2 separate regions of the Homo sapiens genome follow, and region 2 is linked to region 1. Evidence: chromatin loops called from intact Hi-C (ENCODE). Cell type or tissue: heart right ventricle. All regions are shown on one strand. Each heading gives the region's core, and the rest is flanking DNA. Links, peaks and the distances in the headings are about the cores only. Region 1 overlaps CYP4B1 (cytochrome P450 family 4 subfamily B member 1). Region 2 has its middle 29 kb from the start of EFCAB14.

The links. Hi-C counts contacts between places; a loop is a spot of excess contacts. Peaks named below come from ENCODE experiments on the same cell type or tissue, not always from the same donor. Only the 100,000 strongest peaks of a DNase experiment are listed, where the experiment ranks them.
Region 2: a loop joins it to region 1, with 2.6 times the contacts of the local background. A loop is called at or near these places in 6 of 110 quality-filtered maps.

Annotation. Positions count from the first base shown.
Region 1 is chr1:46,804,159-46,808,544 of GRCh38, forward strand. All of the region lies in intron 1 of CYP4B1 (cytochrome P450 family 4 subfamily B member 1), which reads left to right. Among named protein-coding and RNA genes, the nearest start is that of CYP4B1, 7.3 kb to the left of the region's middle. In heart right ventricle, for the core only: no CTCF peak of the experiment used is centred there; DNase peaks (open chromatin) are centred at 2,263, 2,683 and 3,369; H3K4me3 peaks cover 1,208 bases; H3K27ac peaks cover 3,599 bases; H3K27me3 peaks cover 320 bases.
Region 2 is chr1:46,745,774-46,750,159 of GRCh38, forward strand. No RefSeq gene overlaps it. Among named protein-coding and RNA genes, the nearest start is that of EFCAB14, 29 kb to the left of the region's middle. In heart right ventricle, for the core only: a CTCF peak has its summit at 2,119 (motif pointing right); a DNase peak (open chromatin) is centred at 2,108; H3K27me3 peaks cover 1,540 bases.

The DNA of each region.
Region 1 (4,386 bases), core at 184-4,183:
AAAGAGTGGGTGAGGAGCTGCCCATGGCAGCCACTGGGAGAGAGGGGAGGACATCCAGGAGACAGTGCATGAGAGACAGGGAGTCAACTGGGCTCAGCGCCAGGGAGGGTGCTGGATTCCTTAGCAAGATCAGCATAGGAGAGGTGGGGCCATCACAAGGAATTGGAAACAGTGGGCACAGCTCTTTAGAGAAGTTAGATTATGAAGGGATGAGCAAATAAGGTGTTAGCTGGAGGAGGAAGCTGAACAAAGGGAGGTTTGGTTTCATTTTCTTTCTTTTTTTTTTTTTTAAAGTGAGAGACTTGAACAAATTTTGAATGAGGATGGGAAGGAGCCTGCAGAGAGGGTGAGGTCTGTGATTTGGGAGAGAGGGGCTGATTGATGGGTGAGGTGCCTTGTGGGGAGGGTTGGAATCCAGATGGACTGGTCTTGGACAGGCCCTGCATGCTTCTCTCCTGAAACAGAGGGAAACAGAGAGGCTGGGTGCAGGTGGGGTGGTCCTTCAGGTCTGCCAGCTGACTTTTTGGGGTTTCTTATCTGATGGTTTCTATTTTCTCTGGGAAGTACAGCAAGGGTGATCTGCCAGGAGTGAGGAGGGGAGAGGTAGAGAGGGCAGTTGAAATAAAAGTTTTTGAGAAGCAGATTGTGGCTGATGCCATGGGGCTTTCCAGAAGGCATTTCTGCTGATCTTTGCTGAAATGTCACCTTAGAGTGGCCTTCCTGACCCACCCCCATCCATAGTGGCAGCCCTGCCCCTTACTCTGCTTTTTTTCTTTCTGGAGTTATCACTACATGAAATTGTATTCTTGGTGTATTTGATTCTTTTTATTTTCTTTCTCCCCACTTGGAATGTATGCTGGTGGGGCAGGGCTTTGTCTTGCTCACCACTGTAACCAGAAACTAGCACTGTCCCTGGCACAATGCCCATGTGTTGGAAGAGTGGATGAATCTCTGGGGGGAACCAACTCTGGGCAGCAAAGCCACCCATGCGGACTGAGGACAGATGACTGCATCCCCTTGGACTCTTGGGCATTTCTTGGGTCCCTGCCTTCCTGCCTTTTTAGCTGTTTGGATGTTTTCCTGCATTCCTCCTCTCATCTGATTGGGTGCTCCTGAGTCTGGAGTTCACCTTTGGATGCTGAAGACAGGAGGGATGTTGGGGGCAGAGCACAGGCTTTGGAATCTAAAGACTGGGGCACGATGCTAGTTGTGTGACTTTGGGCAAAGCCCATCATCACTTCCTAGCCAAGGCATGGTGGCTAGAGAGTCCTGGTGACCACACTGATCTCACCCAAAGTCTCTTTGCTCCTTCTATTGAGCTAGGGGTTCTTTCTGTATGTTATCTGTTCACATGTACATGTGTAATGGTTTATTTGTCTTTGAAAGGGAGGATGGAGGATGAAGTCATGTTTGTCACCAGCATGGGAGGAAGTCACCTCTCTGCTCCCTGGGGTATTTTGCATTCGATCCCCTCTTTCCAGGCTCTCCATGGCTCTGTTCAACCTCACAGCTGAATCCCCAATGAGTTTTTGTACATTGAGTCTGCTTTTCCCACTGATTTTTATAGTTATTTCAGAGATGCTACATCTTCTCCCTTTTGGTTGTTTTTTTCTTGGCTTCTAGCTCTTTAGCTTTATTTAAAAGCTTGGCAGTGGCTTGGACTCATGCACACATGGAGCTCTGGTAATTTTGGGGTGTGGGGAGAGGGCCCATAGTAGGGAGACAGCTGAGACTAGGGCACCAAAGGGCACCTAAGGGTGTCCATCCTGAAGGAGAGCAGTCCTAGGGGGTTCTAGCCCCCAATTCCCAATCCCTGCAGGACTTCCCTGGGCAGTGGGAGCCTGTGTGGTCCCAGAGGGAGACCCATGGGGAAGGCTATGGGCAGGTGTCTTTCACTTTAGCGACTAAGAAGCCTTTTGAGGAATTAAGACTGTCCAAAGATGGTTGGGGTATTTTGAAAAGAAGTTTCCTGTCACTAGAGATGTTTGAGCACTTGGGCAGGGATTCTTACTGGGTGAAGGTGCTGGGCAGGCACCCTGTGTGCTGGGAATCCGAGACCGACATGACCTGCCTTGAGGGAACTATGACATGCTGCCGAAAAGGAAACCCCTTCGTCTTTCTCCTCCCTCACCTTTTGTTTTTCGAAACTCTTATCCCCATTTTGTGAGCAGACTGATTTTCATTCTGAAGCAGCCCCCTGGGGCACTGTAGCTGCAGCACACTGGTCAAGGGTAGCTTGTTTCTTGGACACTGGCCCACTGAGCTTCGGGTCAACTGGCTGATGGCTTGAGCAGGCTTGCTAACAAGGGCTGCAGAAAGAGACTAAGCCAGGATCCCTGGTCTCCCTTAACTCATGCTGGACTGTTCCCTTTGGTCTTTGTACCGCACGTTTCCACCTTTAAAGAGAGGTCAGGGTTCCACTAGGCAATGTTGAAATCCTTTTCCGATCTGATTCTTGGAGCAAAGCTTACTTTAGGCTCTTGAGAAGCAGAGAGGAAAGTGGTGACGTATGCTTGCTCTTCCCAATCCCTCCAGTGGTTTATTTCTGGTGAGGTCAACAAGGAGTGCCAATGTGAGGGTGGGAGGTGGGGCTGGGGAGCTGGGATCAGTGAATTATTTTCATACCCTGCTCTCTTCCTGTTTCCTTCCTTCTGGAGAAAAAACAAGCCGTCCCAGAACTTCCAGTCCTGTAAGTGTCCCAGCTCAGGCATTCTGAGGGCGAGTCTGAGGCATGCAGTTGTGTAATCCAGAGGAACTGTCCAGGCAGTCACGTGTACCCCACAGGGAGGATGCCTCAGCCCTCTTGAGGGGCTGCAGCTGCAATAGTGGGACCAGGTGCTGGGAGCTGTCCTCCTTCTTACCAGGCTCCCGGGGTAATCAAGGCAGGTGCCTGGCAGGTGCTTCTAGTTCTCTAGCTTTATTTAAAAGTTTGGCCATCGCTTGGGCTCATGCACATGTTTTTTATTTATCTTAGTTTTCTTTATTTCTTAAATAAATCTAAAGAGCTAGGAGAAAGCTGGGCACAGGGAGGCAGTGGCAAGCTGGCTGCGACCTCGATCAGGGCACAGGTTGTGAATGTGGTCAGCATGAGACCAGGGTCTACTGTCCCTTGTGGGGTTGCTGCAGAGGTGCACAAGCATAGCTGATAAGGAGGGAAGTGGGGCTTGGATGAACCAGATCAGCCAAAGGCTCCTTCCAATCCTAAGATCCTATGAGTCTGGCTTTTTTGTGACTTAAGCCTTTCCTTGACCCATCCAATTGGGCTTTCTGGACCTGGTAGGGATGGAGAGAAGGGGAATGGCCAGGTGACCAGGAAGTTGGCAAGGAAAACCCAGGAGGGCAGATGGAAAAATAAGACAGACACCAGGGAAAGGAGCACTTCCAGGGATACCAGCCAGGAGGGAGGCAGGCATACAAGAATGTTTCCCCTTGCCTGTGGGTGGAGATGATTTTTATCACTTTGTGTTCTTTTTGACATCGTGTACTCAAGGGCAGTGAAAACTCTTACAGCCCTGTTGGGTTGAACTCAGGATTCTGCGTTCAGAGGCAGTGAGGGAAGGGATCAATGGGATGATTACAGACGACTCCACAGAGGGCCTAGGAGGGGAAGAGCCCTAGAGAAGGCACAGACGGGTGGCTGGAGGCCAAAATAGGCCCAATCCCATGAGCCCTTGGAGATAGTGGCTTGGGCCAGAAAGGATCCCTGGGGGCTACATTATCAGATGCCTGTGTCCTTCTTTAAGAATGTTCCCTGGAAGATACAACATGGATGTCTTAGTCCTTTGTGTTGCTGTAAATGAATACCTGAGACTGGGTAAAAGGTTTATTTGGCTCACAGTTCCACAGGCTGTACAGGAGGCATGGTCAATATCTGCTTCTGGTGAAACTGCTATTCATGAGGAGGAGCTTTAGGAAACTGCTATTCATGAGGAAGAGCAGACATCACATGGCAAGAGAGGAGGAAAGGAGAAAGAGAGAGAGAGAGAGAGAGGTGCCAGACTCTTTTTAACAAACAGCTCTCAAATGGTATTTCTAGTTCTAGATCCCTGAGGAATCGCCACACTGACTTCCACAATGATTGAACTAGTTTACAGTCCCACCAACAGTGTAAAAGTGTTCCTATTTCTCCACATCCTCTCCAGCACCTGTTGTTTCCTGACTTTTTAATGATTGTCATTCTAACTGGTGTGAGATGGTATCTCATTGTGGTTTTGATTTGCATTTCTCTGATGGCCAGTGATGATGAGCATTTTTTCATGTGTTTTTTGGCTGCATAAATGTCTTCTTTTGAGAAGTGTCTGTTCATGTCCTTCGCCCACTTTTTGATGGGGTTGTTTGTTTTTTTCTTGTAAATTTGTTTGAGTTCATTGTAGATTCTGGATATTA
Region 2 (4,386 bases), core at 75-4,074, 58 kb before region 1:
TCAGGAAGTCCTAGCCGTCTCTCCCGCAACATGCAGAGGCCCATTTTACATTCCAGGGCTCCTCAGCTGTCCTTAGGGGCAGTAATATGCTAGGGGTTCATAGTAGAGCAGGGTCATCATGGTAGCTACTGTCCTGGGACAGCCCTTATCAATTCAGGCAATTTTGGAGGTGGACTAAGACTTTTCTTTGGGTCCAAGGAATGAGCAGGCAGTTCTGATTCCTCAGGGATTATGGGGTCACTATCTACCCTAGCGACTTCCCCAGACTTGGCAGCAGATGGTCTGTAAGCCTTCACCTTGAGAATTCCCAAGAGACAGTCCCTCAAGGGACAGTCTTTGGCTCCTAGTCTTGTGCTGCATCCTTAAGGGGCTGGGAATAACCAGACCTAAGATTCAGGGGGTCACATTAATGAGCCTGGAATAGAGCCTAAGGGTAGTCAGGGGTGGGAGGAAATGTTACACTCTCTGTAGCAACATCTGTCCTATAATGCTATGGAATAATAGCAATGTCTTGTCCAGGAATCCTGAAATATTACTAGGGGAGATAATTCCATCTCAGACCTGAGCTATATGCTTTCTGCCATATAAGCATTATGGTTAACATTGAGCTTCCTGGAAGCTAGGGCACAAAGGGAACCACAATAGATATCAGCATTTAACTTCATGAAATTCTTGAAGTCCCATAAGATGTTAATAAGAGTGTCTGGAATAAGCAGTTCATTAGTCAAATAAACCTAGGAAATACTGCATATACTACACTCCATTCTGTTTGAGGAGTCCTAATGGCATTAAATAATGAAGGCTCTGACGCATCTTGCAGCAAAATTTATTTTTTACTCAGTTTCCCAAGTTTAATTGATCATGGAGCCCCTTTCCCATGGAAAATTTATTGACGTCTAGCAATAAATCAGCATTTTGAATAGTTCATTTTGGAAAATGCTTATTTATATGTTTTCCTTGTCAGACAAAAACATTTTCTTTCCTGATTTTAAATTCTAAGGAAGGGCTAAGTATACCTCGGTTTCCCTGCCAGTTTATTCCTGTTTGACTATTTGAACCTCCCTCTATCCCTGTAATTTTTTGTCCATACCCATGTCCTCAGGAGTTTCTATAGATTTAGGAAACCAGGGTAAGTTTCCTTGGTGGAAACCCAACTATGGTGATCTAACAAGTTTAGTGAGGTGAAGTCAAAATAAAGCTTTGGAGGTGAGGGTAATTGTGAAGCCCATTAGGGGTTGGCCCAGGAAATCTGGTGAGAAGGTATTACAATGTACAGCAGTCTCTTGAGAGTCTTACCCCAATATGAGGTGGTTTCTATACTTGGAGACAGCTGTGGTTTTAGCCTGTGGACTCTGGCGACCCCTTTCCACATTTCCCTGTTCACTGCTTTGGGGAAGATGGCCTTGAGGGGCAGAAAGGAGGATTATACCAAGATATGCAATAGTTGGAGACCTATTGGTCATTCTGGACGTGGCTTCAGCCTCTGCACTTTTAGGGATGAAAAACTGGGGGTCTTGGAACAGGCCAACAGAACAGCAGGTCTTTTCTTGTTTCCTCTGGGCACACAGAGTCCCCATCCCATAGCATCAATAACTGCCTGAAGCATGACTTGTCTCCCTGACTGGATTGGAGCTCCTCAAGGATGGGGGCAGCTTCTTATATTTCTCATGCCCCTTCCCCACCACACGAGGTGCTCATGCTGGGTGCTCATGAGCACATACCCAGCCAGCATGAGCACCTAGCGTGGTGGGGAAGGGACATCAGAAAGTGCCTGATCACTAACATTTATGCGTAGCTCAGGTTTTCTAAAAAGTTCCATAGACATAATCTCATTTGGGATTCACAGCAACACTGTGAAACATGTCAGAGATTATCACCCCATTTTATAGCCAAGGAAACAAAGTCTCAGAGAGGTGAAGTGATGCATCCAACTTCACACTGTTGGTAAGTAGCTGGTGGTCTATACGCTACATCACATCTGCTGCCTTTGGAAGGATTCACCCTGAGGTTCAATATAAGAGGATTCTTAGTCTAGGTAGGGGGCGGGGAGCTGTGTCTGGTCTTAGCATCCTGCGATTCTCTCCTCAGTGGAGACTGCCTCTTTTGACCAGCAGAGGGAAGCATGGAAACACAGAGCCTTCCAAAGCCTAGGACTGTTTAGGTTCACCCTCACAGTATGTGATTAGAGCCTCAGCAGAGTTCTAGGCAAAGAATACTGACTGCCATTTGCTGCACACCCACTCTGTGCCCAATTACTATAATACATATTATTTATAACTCCTAAAGCAGCTCTCCATGGCAGGGATGGCCATCTCTATTTTCCAGATGGGGAAACTGGCTCAGAGATTTAGTCATTTACGTGAAGCCATTGAGTTGGTAACTGGTTTGCCTGGGATTTGAACCAGGTCTGCTAGTTCCAACTCTCTTAGCAGGCCCAGGACAAACGTCTGTTGAAGGAAGTCAGGGAAGGGTCTTCTTCCCTCCCAGCCATCCTACTTCTCCAAGTTCATACCACACAGTGCTGAGTGCAGCTCCTTAGCTCAAGGAAGAGGTCATGCTGCAGTCCGCCTCCTACCTCCCAATTCTGTCACTGCTCAGCGTCTCATACCTTCCTTTCCTTTTTTTCTGCACCTCCCTCTACTTCTTTTCCATCCAAAGCTGGGACAGGCAGCAGGCGCATGGGGCCAGAGGCTGGAACACTGGACTGGGCTGAATCTGGATCTCTGGTCTCTGACCTTGTTGATTATCCTGGTCTTGCTGCTGTTCCCTCTGCTCCCCCAAACCCCTGCATCCAGGTACTCCTCCATGGCCACTGCCCTAATATAAGCCTCCATCATCTCTTGCCAGCCTTTCTCACTGATGTTCCACCCTCTGGTCCACCTGCATAAATTAATATCCCCATAATAATCATATTAATGAGGATCTAACTCCTCACATCGCTCCTCACATAGCAGCCAGAGTGGACATTACTGCCAATGCCTTAATTCCCTTAAAGCCTTCTGATGCTCCCCATGGCCTGTAGGGTAAAGCCCCAACCCTGCTCCATCCCTGCAAGGCCAGGGATGACCTGGGCTGGCCTGCCCCTCCAGCCTCCTCCCTCAGCCTGCCCCATCCTCATGCTCACTACCCCAGGTTTATCCAACAACTGGCCAGCTGTACTCCGCCTCAATGGCCTTGTCTACCTAAACTATGTTCCCTGCTAGGGAGTGCTCATTTATCTTTCCAGACTCATTTCTATGGCCCCTCTTCTAGAAAGGCTTTCATGACTTTCCTTTCCACCCTGGTTGGAACAAATTTCTTCTCCACTCCCCTCACCTTGGTCCCAGCAGCAAAAAATGCGTAACTGCCTTGATTTGTTCTGTGTCTTTCTTTTCCACTCATCTGTGAGCTACTGGAGGGCAGGGATCATGTTCGAGATAACTGTGTGTTCCCAGCCCTTGTGCTGGGCTGGCACACAGTAGTAGCTTAGTGGGTGAACTTGACCTCAGATGGCTTTACTGCTCAGGCCCATGGCTTTGGGTTCCTGCTGCTTCAATCTCCTCCTGGGTGATGGGAAAACATTGCAAAGATGCATGAAGAAAGAACTAGCCTCAGTGTCCCTGCTGGTCAGGGTTTTCCTTCCTCCAGAACCCAACACACAGTTAGGGCACACCTCCTCCCACCCTCCTCACCCTGCCATAGCCTGAGGGAGATCCTGTCTTTGAATTCTGCCTTGGTATAAGCTTTGAGGTCTATTCCCTCCTGCCTCCTTCCTCAACCACTTTCCTTTCCAAAAGTCTGCCCACAAGTCTTTATAAAATCTCTGTGTAGCTCCTGGCCTCTTGTATTACTCATCATCTTTTCTGTCATTTATCGGAAGAGAGGGAGAGGGACAAGATGAGGTTGGAGATAGAAGAAGGTGAGTAATACATTTATGTTCCAGGGCTTCCATCTTTTCAGTGAAGTGGAGAGCACTGATTAAGCAAAAGTAATTCCTCCTCTTCTGCACTTGCTGCTGGAAACAGTTGGGAACCTCAATATCTTCCTGAGGGAGGGTCCTAGAGGCAGCTGGCTAGAATAGTCAAGCCCCAGGCTTTTTCTGGGGGTCTTATTTTGGCAGAATCTAATTCACATTTTCTGCCCTTGTTGTGTCCTCTCCCACTGTCAGACACGTTTGTACTATGTATGGTTTGATTGTTTTATTATTAGGCACTAACCATGTTGTAGAGGAACCCATTTCGCAATCCATCTGTGCTGATTTTAACTGCCTGGCTTCGTTTGGGAGTTTTGATCACTGAAGAAACCATTACCCACTTCTGGGTGTGTCTGGCAGAGCTGTAGTCGGTCCCAATGCCAATTCCAGACACTCATTCCCAAGTCTGCAAATTGTTGTATCCTTTCTTGTAG